Linked DNA regions of Homo sapiens: region 1 is linked to region 2. A link is a contact called in ENCODE Hi-C or POLR2A ChIA-PET data. All regions are on one chromosome and are shown on one strand. The core of a region is the stretch at or near the end of the contact, and the rest is flanking DNA. Distances in the headings are between cores, read along the strand shown. Region 1 overlaps RFFL (ring finger and FYVE like domain containing E3 ubiquitin protein ligase). Region 2 holds the start of NLE1 (notchless homolog 1).

Region 1 (5,754 bases), core at 2,049-4,548, 95 kb before region 2:
ACATCAAAGACACAAGGACTAGAGCCTCTTCTCTCCTCCAGTCCCCAAGTTATACTTTAATGTAAAGGATCAAAACTTTAGACATGACATAATCTTCTGTGCTATTATTTCAGATGGCAGACACGGGGAAAATTGGGGGAGTTATTCAGAACTTGGGGTTCCTGAAGTCCTTTCTCAGAAGATTACAAAGTAAAAACATTACAAAACACCTAAAATGTGCCAAGTTAGTTGTTATGTTTGCATCTGTTGTCTTATTTAACACAATAATCCTACAAAAATCAGAATTAAAATGGTCTGATTTTTGTAGGATTCAATAAAAAGTACCTTAAGCACCTTGTAAAAAGTATAATACATAGAAAAACCATTCCTGGGACTACAGAACTTTAATTTATACATCCCATAAGTCATCTGCATTTCTAGTTTCTACAAGTTCAGGGTACCAGTGATACAGACCCCCAACCTTCTAAAGATAAAGCCTTTAACTGATATTTAAGGTGTATTTCAGTTTCTCTTCTTACTTTTGCTCCAGTTGAGATTTTTCTGACTTAATTGTCTCAACTGCAACTAATGCTCTATTTCATTGATTCATTTATTGAGACAAGTCTCTGTCACCCAGCCTGGAGTGCATTGGCACCATCATAGCAAACTGTAGCCTTGAGCGATCGTCCCACCTCAGCATCCTGAGTAGCTAGAACTGCAAATACCCACCACCTTGCCCAGCTAATTTTTTATTTTTATTTTTTTTGTAGAGACAGGGTCTATGTTACCCAGACTGGTCTTTGAACTCCTAGCCTCAAGCAATCCTACCTGGGCCTCCCAAAGTGCTGGGATTACAGGCAATGAGCCAGCGCACCTGGTCTACCCTCCTTTTAATAAGTGTTGTCAGCCAGGCGCGGCAGGCTCACGCCTGTAATCCCAGTGAAACCTTGTCTCTACTAAAAATACAAAAATTAGCCAGGCATGGTGACAGGTGCCTGTAATCCCAGCTGCACGGAGGCTGAGGCAGGAGAATCGCTTATCTGGGAGGTGGAGGTTGCAGTGACTCGACACTGCACCACTGCAGTCCAGCCTGGGAGACAGAGCGAGACTCCATCTCAAAAAAAATAAAGTAAGTGTTGTCACTGGGTAACTAGTAAATAATAATGAAAGCAAATCCTTAGTGCTCAGGGCCTTACTCCTTACTCTATCCTATTCTTTCAGTTCTTCAAACACCAAGGTTATTTTGGCTTTAGGAATCTCCCTCCCTCAAGCTATTCAGCTATTCTCTCAGCCTGGAGCACTGTTGCCACCTCACCTCCCTTACATATCATTTATTTCCTCAGGGAAACCTTTCCTGATCCTGTCTGTGCTCTCATAACATTTTTTTTTTTTTGAGACAGGGTCTCACTCTGTCACCCAGGCTGGAGTACAGTGGTGCGATCACAGCTCACTGCAGCCTCGATCTCCCAGGCTCAAGTGATCCTCCCACCTCAACTTCCCAAAGGATTGGAATTACAGGTGTGAGCCACCATGCCTGGCCTCATAGAATCTTATACACTTCCTTATAACCATAATTGATTTATCAGACTATTTAGCATGAATCTCCTGTACCTCTGGAGAACGTAAGAGGAACAACAACAGGCAAGGTCCTTGAATCTCATAATGATTACATTCTGGGGGAAAGAGCATTCTAGCAGTACTGTATCTAATCAACTGGCTAACAGTTTGTATAATTCTTTTTTTTTTCTTTTTTTGAGACAGAGTCTCACTCTGTCGTCCAGGCTAGAGTGCAGTAGCATGATCTCAGATCACTGCAACCTCCACCTCCCAGGTTCAAGCAATTCTCATGCTTCAGCCTCCTGAGTAGCTGGGATTACAGGCACGTGCCACCATGCCTGGCTAATTTTTTGTATTTTTAGTAGAGATGGGGTTTTACTATGTTGGCCAGGCTGGTCTTGAACTCCTGACCTCAAGTGATTTGCCCGCCTCAGCCTCCCAAAGTTCTAGGATTACAGGCATGAGCCACCATGCCCGGCCTATATAATTCTTTTTAAAGTATTTTTCTTCCATATTTAGGGTGTGGAAAGTGAAACAGGAAACAAGAGTAGGTCTATTTCACAGCTTTATTCTCAGCCTTAATGCCAGGTAATCAACACATATTTGTTGAATTATTAACTAATGATAACAGCAATAGAGCGCTTTTTAAAAAAAAAGGACAGAAATTCATGCTTAAAATTGCACAATTGGCGAGGCACAGTGGCTCACGCCTGTAATCGCAGCACTTTGGGAGGCTGAAGCCGGCGGATCACCTGAGGTCAGGAGTTTGAGACCAGCCTGGCCAACATGGCAAAACCCCATCTGTACTACAAATAAAAAAATTAGCTGGGCGTGGTGGTGTATATGCCCATAGTCCCAGCTACTCGGGAGGCTGAGGCAGGAGTATCGCTTGAACCTGGGAGGCGGAGGTTGCGGTGAGCCAAGATTGCACACTGCACTCCACCCTGGCTGACAGAGTGAGACTCTGTCTCAAAAAAAAAAAAAAAAAGGACAGAAACTGCACAATTATGATTCCGGGATGATCAGTAAATTAAGGATTTTAAACACACATAACCACAGCAATACCTTGAACGAAAGACTGAAGAGAATTTCTTTGTCTGCTAAGATTACTTGAAAAACAAAAGAAAAGAAAAATGGTTTAAATTGTTATTACAGAAGGACAAAACCAGAAAAGGAGAGCCTGGAAGAGGAACAAGACGGTCACTTCCATCTCTTCCTAAAAAGACACAGAAGGCTTCAATGCCTTCACTGTTGTTTTGGATTGGAATGGTGCTGCAATGGGAACTGCAAATACAAATAAACATGAAAACAACAAATGCAGATGTAAAATAAAGACATGCTAGAAATCAAAGAAACCGACCTCTACCAGACACACCCAGGTCTGGGTGTACCTTTGCCTGTTCTTCCCGACTTGCACAGCCCAAGCAAGGTGGAAGGAGAAACATAACAAAATGATACAGGAACCAGAGAGCAGAGGGTCTTGGAGCATAAACTGTTAAAATAATAATATGAATAAGGGGGAAAGGAGAGAGATTTCACTTCCCACTAGCAATAAGTGAGCTCTTTTTCTTAAGCGGTAACTGTTAACAACTGAAAGACATACATAATAATCACAAGTTATAAATGTTCTCAGAAACTCCCTGGTTTCAACTATTCTATGACAAATATCTGCAGAGGGACCTCAGCATCTGCTATGAAGTTCAGGGAAAAGTAATTCTAACCAATGGAGCTGTGCCAAAATATCACCCCTGGGGTCTGACCAATTAAATGGCTGCTTCTTAGTGTGGAGTTTAGGAGAGATGACAGATTGAACACCGCAGCAGAGAAACCTACGCTTTCATTTCAACCCAGGCATTCTGCCCCAAAGGGTGAGTCAATCAGGAAACAAAGCAATTCAGAGTAAAGTCTTCTAACAACGCTGAAAACAGAATAAATGGACCTGCAGTTTAATTACAGCAGGATCCTTCTTCCATCGAAACTGATGACAAAGCTCATCAAGAATAAAGAGACTCTGATCCCCCTACTACTCTGGTGCAGGAAAGAGGATTTACCAGATAAGCTCTTCTGGACCTTCTACTGAAGAAGCTGCTTTCACAAGATATTATCACAATGACTGACTAATGGGTAACCAGGATTTTTTTTTAAATGAAGGCAGGGACTAGGTGAAGGGGTTTCTGGCACTCCAATGCACCGGGAAAAGAAGGCATTTCCAGACAGGAATTCTATCTAGGCTCAAAATTATGCAATTTACCTTTCCAAAGTGGACTGCACGAAAATTACTGCAGCCAAATGTACCATGGTATAGAATGAATTCTGGTGTTATTTAACTCCTTTAATTAAAACCTGCTACATTGAAAAGATAATTGAAAGGATTAAAATAACGCATGTCAAAGCATTTAACCCAGAGCCCAGCAAATAATGGATGTTCAACAGAAATTGGCTGTAAATAATTTAAAGAAAGTACTTTGTTAAGGTTGTTTTTGTTGTTGTTGTTGTTGTTTTAACACAGAAAGGCCCATTAAGGTTCTTAACTTTTTTATTTTACTTAGTTTTCAGACAGGGTCTCCCTCTGTTGCCCAGACTGGAGTGCAGTGGCATGGTCTCACTCACTGCAACTTCTGCCTCCTGGGCTCAAGTGATCCTCCAACCTCAGCCTTCTGATTAGCTGGGACTACAAGCGCAAGCCACCATGCCCAGCTTTTTTTTTTTTTTTTTAAATACAGAGTCTCCCTCTGTCACCCAGGCTGGAATGCAGTGGCGTGATCTTGGCTCACTGCAGCCTCTGCCTCCCAGGCTCAAGCGATTCTCATACCTCAGCCTCCCAAGTAGCTGGGATTACAGGTGCCCACCACCATGCCCGGCTAATTTTTGTATTTTTAGTAGAGACGGGGTTTCACCACGTTGGCCAGGCTGGTCTCGAACTCCTGACCTCAAGCAATCCATTCACCTTGGCCTTCCACAGTGCTGGGATTATAGGCGTGAACCACTGCACTCAGCCCATTAAGGTTCTTTAAAAAGACGTTTATCAGTTCTATTCCTCTATCTATCTGCTTTTTAAAAATTTAGGGGCCGGGCACGGTGGCTCATGCCTGTAATCCCAGAACTTTGGGAGGCCGAGGTGGGCGGATCGTGAGGTCAGGAGATCAAGACCATCCTGGCTAACACGGTGAAACCCCGTCTCTACTAAAAATACAAAAAATTAGCCGGGAGTGGCGGTGTGCACCTGTAGTCCCAGCTGCTTGGGAGGTTGAGACAGGAGAACGGTGTGAACCAAGGAGGCGGAGCTTGCAGTGAGCCGAGATCACGCCACTGCACTCCAGCCTGGGCGACAGAGCGAGACTCCATCTCAAAAAATTAATTAATTAATTAATTAAAAAAATAAAAATTTAGGTATGCCAATACCTCTAATCAGGTTCAGTTTAGTTTTTGAACCACTCCTCTAAGAATTAAATGACTACAGTTCTTCCACCAGTTCTTAATTATATAATCCCTTGAAAAACTTCTCAGAGGTGGTCAGAGTGGTTTATCCTCCTTGCAGCCCCAGGCTGTTAAATCTCTTCCCAATTCCACCCCATTGCTAATGAGTTTGTTACTCCCCACAACCCTGCAGTCCAGCCAGTTTAGAATTTCTCCCTTAGCTCCTCAACCCTTCTCTGCCAAATTCAAAGAATGAACGTATGCCTCCGGCCTCCACCTGATGCACTGTAATTGCTTGCACTGCACTGAAGTCAGATAGGATTTGGTGATAAATCCAGGATGAATTCAGACTAAGCACCCCCTTCCTCCCACAGACCTTTAGCTTGGTTTGATGTTTGATCTCAATCTGAAAATTATGCTGACTTTCTGAAATGTTTTCTGCTCCTGCCAGGAGGATGTGATCTACCCAGTATCTACGCCAAGCAGCAGAAATGAATGGTGATTTCTAGTTCTCTTGGTGTCACAAAAACCTTTGTATTTTCACCATATTCTCTCCTTGCCAAGAACACCTGTGTTCAGCCTATCTTCAAGGTTTTACTATTTGCCTATATCCCACAACAAAATGCAAAATGCCTCATATTCCCACCCTTTGATAAGAGTCAAGAAAAAAGACACCTGTGCTGATAGCAGAAAGGCATGTTGTTCTCACTGCTTTCACACACAGTCACTAGACCATCCACACTGAGATATGCTGCTACTTTACCCTTTTGCTCCTGGAATTACAAAGTGGAAGGACAGATG
Region 2 (5,496 bases), core at 35-2,534:
TCAGGTTCTTTACGTCCAAGATAGGATTAGCATATAGCATTATGCAGTGTTTCCCAAACTACCACACTACACTATATTTGTGTAAAAAGCTCCCAAAACGCCTGTTAAAAAATGTAGACTTTCTGCTTCATCCCAGAGTTTGGTTTAGTAAGGCTGGGATGGGGTCCAGGAACTGCAATTTTAAGGACCTCCCCTGTCCCCAGGGCAGCTCTTCAGTAAACACACTGGCTTAAAGGTTAAAAGCAAAGGCCGGGTGCGGTGGCTCACGCCAGTAATCCCCAGCACTTTGGAGGCCAAGGCGGGAGGATCACGAGGTCAAGAGATCGAGACCATCCTGGCCAACGTGGTGAAACCCAGTCCCCACTAAAAATACAAAAATTAGCTGGGTGTGGTGGCGCGCGCCTGTAGTCCCAGCTACTCGGGAGGCTGAGGCAGGAGAATCGCTTGAACCTGGGAGGCAGAGATTGCAGTGAGCAGAGATCACGCCACTACACTCCAGCTTGCCAGCCTGGCGACAAAGTGAGACTCCGTCTCAAAAAAAAAAAAAAAAAAGGTAAATAAATAAATAAATAAAAGCATGGGTATTCGGATAGTTTTGGGTTCCAATTCCAAATCTGCTACCTACTACATAGCATCGTGCAAAATACTGAGTCCCTCCGGGCCACGCTGTAAAATGGGGATATTAACGTGTCCCAGACTGGGGGACTGTGACAAAGAATCAATGAAATACAGCATCCGGTGCGTTCAAAGCTAGGCCCCTCTCCGCAGGTGGACCCCTTTGGTTGGCGTGTAAAGCGCTATGCCACTGATTCCATCTCTGACATAGGTGGGAGCTCACGCCAGGTGGGTCACCACAGTCCGTTAGCGGGGGACCATGAACCGCAGACCCTCGGTAATATGATTCCCCCACCGCATCCGCCCGGGGGTGGAGATGCGAGGCCGCCCTGGCCAGCCACTTACCTGGGCCAGTAGCGCGTTGCACACGAGCTGCAGCCTGTCCGGGGTGATGTCCACGGGCACGTCGAACGGGGAACCCAGCAGCTGCCCGCCCTCATCCTGGAACTGCACTAGCAACCGCTGCACATCGCGCGCCACCGCCTCGTCCTGCGCGAGCAAGTGGGGCGGGAGTCAGTCTGGTCGCCCGCCCAGAAGGGCCCCACTTCGCCTCTCTCAGGCCTCAGGGACCCGGGCCCTAGCGCCCCGCGGCGACGCCCCCCGCCCCCATCCACGCACACCCACCGGCACTGCTGCCGCCATCCTGCGTCCCCACGTGGAGGAGAAAGAGCCCGGCAGACAGAGCGCCGTCTCCGTGGTCGGGCGGGGTCGCCGCCGGCCACATCGCCCTCTGCTGTTGGGGAGGAGAAGCGTCCCGCTGCGCACGGCCTCAGGGATTAGAAATGGGCTTACCTGGTGCTCCTCCCGCCCCTCAACAGCCTTCACATTTATTTTTCGCCAGGGTCTTAGAGGACACAGTAAACTTTTGACTCTTCACAACAGGGATTCTTGCCCCATTTTAATTTAATTTCATTTTGAGACAGAGTTTCACTCCGTCGCCCAGACTGGAGGGCAGTGGTGCCACCACGGCTCACTGCAGTCTCGAACTTTCTGGCACAGCGATCCTCCCACCTCAGCCTCAGAGTAGCCTGGACTACAGGCACATGACACCCTGCCCGGTTATTTTTTTCTCATTTTTTGTAGAGACGAGGTCTCACTATGTTGCCCAGGCTGGTCTCAAACTCCTGAACTCAAGCAGCAAGTCCCCCACTCCCCAGCCTCAGTGTCCCAAAGTGCTGGGATTACAGGTGTGAGCCACCACGCCTAGCCTAGAAATTAGTATCCTTTTAAAAATGGATCAAGTCAAGGCTGGGCGTGGTGGCTGACACCTGTAATCCCAGCGCTTTGGAAGGCCCAGGCGAGCAGATCACTTGAGTCCAGGAGTTCGAGACCAGCCTGGCCAACATGGTGAAACCAGGTCTCTACTAAAAATACAAAAAAATTAACCAGCCGTGGTGGCATGCGCCTGTGGTCATAGCTACTGGAGAGGCTGAGGTGGTAGATTCTCTTGAACCTGGGAGGCAGAGGTTGCAGTGAGCCGAGCTCTCACCACTGCACTCCAGCCTGGATGACAGAGCAAGACTCTGTCTCAATAAATAAATAAATAAATAAATAAATAAATAAATAAATAAATAAATAAAATGGATCAACTCAATAATACTCGAGTACAAAAGCAAATCATTTCTACAATCATCAATGCTGTAAAGCAATAATAGTGATAATGACATCAACAAGTCAGGAATTGTTCTAAGTGCTTTCCCACATAACTCATTTAATTCTTACAACCCTTTTCTCCCCATATTACTGAGGAACTGAAGCAGACAGCAATGAACTTGAGCTCTTTTGCCTGAAACGAAGGATCTCCCTTGCCAACTCTCCTCTCTCTCCCTCCACTGCTCAGGCAGTCTCAAGCTCTGCCAAGTCATCCTCATGAACACAGCTTGAATCTGCTCTCCCCATCTCCACTGCCTCACTCTGGTCAGAGTCACCATCATCACCTGCCTGGACCGCTACAACAGCCTCCCGATGAGCCCCCCCATTTCCATTCCTGCCTCTTTCTACCCATTCTCCACGATGCAGCCAGGGTTATCTTTTCAGACCAAAAATCTGGCCTGCTGCTCTTCACCCTCAAACCCTGCGACGGCTCCCTTACATGCAGGAAAAAAAGAACACTCCTTATAATGGTCAATTCAGCCTTGCTATGTCCAGCCACCCCTCTCTTTAGGTTAAATCTTGCTGGCTTTTTCTGAGTTCTTACAAGGCATGGCTCTTCCTGCATCAGTGATTTTGCCCATGCAGTTTTTTCTGTCTGGAACTGTTATGGAGTGAATTGTGCCCTTCCCCTAATTCAAGCTTGTCCAACCCCTGGGCCACAGGCTGCATGCAGCCCAGGATGGCTTTGAATGCAGCCCAACACAAATTCGTAAGCTTTCTTAAAACATTATGAGATTTTCTTTCGATTTTTTTTTTCAGCTCATCAGCTATCATTAGTGTATTTTATGTGTAGCCCAAGGCAATTCTTTTTCCACTGTGGCCCAGAGAAGCCAAAAGATTGGACGCCTCTGCCCTAATTTATATATTGAAGCCCTAGCTCTGAATGTGGCTGTATTTGGAGATAGCATATATTATTATTATTGTTTTTTTTTTTTTTTTTTAGAGACAGGGTCTCACTCTGTTGCCCAGACTAGAGTGTAGTAGTGTGATCATAGCTCACACAGCTTCAAACTCCCAGGCTCAAGTGCTCTTCTTACCTTAGTGTTCTGAGTAGCTAGGACAACAGGTGTGTGCCACTATACCTGACACTCGGCTAACTTTTAAAAATTTTTGTAGAGACAAGGCTGTCACTCTGTTGCCTAAGCTGGTCTCGAACTCTTGGCCTCAAATGATCTTCCTGTCTTAGGCCTTCCAAAGTGCTGGGATTACAGGTGTAAGCCACCATGCCTGGCCTGGAGATGGGCCCTGAAAGGACATAGGAAGGGTTAATAAGTGAGTTTGTATGGGTAGGACACTAATCAGATAGAACTGGTGCCCTTGTGAAATGAGGAGACTCCAGAGTACTCTCTCTCTGTCTCTCCCCGCCCCCCGCACTGCCTCCCTGAGCACACACAAAGATGAGGCCATAGTAGGACACAGTGAGAAGGTGGCTGTTTGCATCCAGGAAGAGAGGCCTCACCAGAAACCAACCCTCATGGCACCTTGACCTTGGATTTCTCTACTCCAGAGCTGTGAGAAAATAAATTTCTGTTGTTGAAGCCTCCCTGTCTGTGCTATTTTGTTATGGTAGCCAGAGCCAACTAATACAGGAATAGTTCCTCATTCTTCAGGTCTTGCCTTGAATATTTATTCATTCATCCAATAAATGTATTGAGTGCCTACTCTCTGCCAGACGTTGTCGGAGTTCTATGTGTATCAACTCATTTATCACTTACGCAGGGAAACCTTTGAAATGATGTCATATGATGTCATATTTCCCTGTTGTATGTTTTCAAAACATCCTGGTATTCCTCACATTTAGAAATCACAGATCCAGCTGGCACAGTGGCTCACACCTGTAATCTCAGCACTTTGGGAGGCCGAGGTGGGAGTATCACTTGAGCCCAGGAGTTTGAGACCAGACTGGGCAACATGGTGAGATCATGTCTCTACAAAAAAAATAGCCAGGTGGCATGCACCTATAGTCCCAGCTACTCAGGAGGCTGAGATGGGTGAATTGCTTGAACCTGGGAGGTCAAGGCTGCAGTCAGCCGTGATCATGCCACTGCTTTCCACTTGTGACAGCGAGACCCTGTCTCAATTAAAAAAAAAACCAAAACAAACAAACGAACAAAAAAAAGAAATCACAGAATCACAGATCCATGGAATTATTTCATTCATTCATTCATTCAACAAATAGCATTGAGCACCTTCTTTTTATTTTTTCTTCTTTTTTGAGATGGAATCTTGCTCTGTCACCAAAGCTGGAGTGCAGTGGCATGATCTTGGCTCACTGCAACCTCTGCCTCTGGGGTTCAAGTGATTCTCCTGCCTCAGACTCCTTAGTAGCTGGGATTACAGGCACCCGCCACCATGCCCGGCTAACTTTTGTGTTTTTAGCAGAGATGGAGTTTCGCCATGTTGGCCAGGCTGGTCTGGAACTCCTGACCTCAGGTGATCCGCCTGCCTTGGCCTCCCAAAGTGCTGGGATTACAGGTGTCAGCCACTGTGCCCCACACCATTACAAACGCTTGGAATATGTGAGGGAACAACATAGACACAAATCCTTGTCCTCACCAGTGTTCTATGCTTCACAGTTCCTCACACATAATAAATGTTTAAGAAATGTGGGCCAGGCGCGGTGGCTCACGCCTGTAATCCCAGCACTTTGAGAGGCCTAGGCAGGTGGATCACGAGGTCAGGGGTTCAAGATCAGCCTGGCCAACATGGTGAAACTCCATCTCTACTAAAAATACAGAAATTAGCCAGGCATGGTGGTGGATGTCTGTAATCCCAGCTACTCATGAGGCTGAGGCAGGAGAATCTCTTGAACCCAGAAGGTGGAGGTTGCAGTGAGCCGAGATCGTGCCACTGCACTCCAGCCTGGGCAACAGAGCAAGACTCTGTCTCAAACAACAACAACAACAACAACAAAAAGATGTTTAAGAAATGCTTGTGGAATGAATTACTGAATCAGCATTTGAATATAAGATCCCTTGGACCTAAAGTCACAGAACCGCAGGTCTCTGCCAATGTCAGGATCCTTTATCCTATTACCTCATTGCTGCAGAGAGCTTGCCCCACAAAAGGGCCCAGGGCTTGTGATAACATGAAGGCAGGGAATTCATCCATCTATTCATTCATTTATTTGCTCATTCAACAAACATGTGTTAGGGCTGGGCTTTGTGTCCAGCAGGGCGCTACAACTTGTCCAAGGTCATATAGCTGTGTGTCCAAGGTCACAGGTCT

What was found. A loop is a pair of places that touch in the nucleus more often than their neighbours do. ChIA-PET counts read pairs that join two places held with the same protein, here RNA polymerase II (POLR2A). Pooled maps may share reads with other maps.
Region 1: a pooled map shows a loop between it and region 2 (4-fold over the local background). The contact joins the enhancer-like site here to the promoter of NLE1 in region 2. A Hi-C loop is called at or near these places in 6 of 50 pooled maps. POLR2A ChIA-PET finds 5 or more read pairs at or near these places in 2 of 52 experiments (Caco-2 and activated naive CD4-positive, alpha-beta T cell).

The regions. Positions count from the first base shown.
Region 1 is chr17:35,043,518-35,049,271 of GRCh38, forward strand. All of the region lies in intron 1 of RFFL (ring finger and FYVE like domain containing E3 ubiquitin protein ligase), which reads right to left. All of the region lies in intron 5 of RAD51L3-RFFL (RAD51L3-RFFL readthrough), which reads right to left. Among named protein-coding and RNA genes, the nearest start is that of RFFL, 17 kb to the right of the region's middle. RefSeq lists enhancers at 3,057-3,106, 3,167-3,266, 3,407-3,536. Within about 2 kb of position 3,299, at least 11 of the 41 ENCODE cell types and tissues checked have a DNase peak (open chromatin) inside an H3K27ac peak, as active enhancers do.
Region 2 is chr17:35,141,019-35,146,514 of GRCh38, forward strand. It overlaps NLE1 (notchless homolog 1), which reads right to left and starts at 1,285. Exons shown (of 13, transcript NM_018096.5): 1 at 1,240-1,285; 2 at 961-1,104. The coding sequence starts at 1,257. RefSeq lists an enhancer at 716-1,593.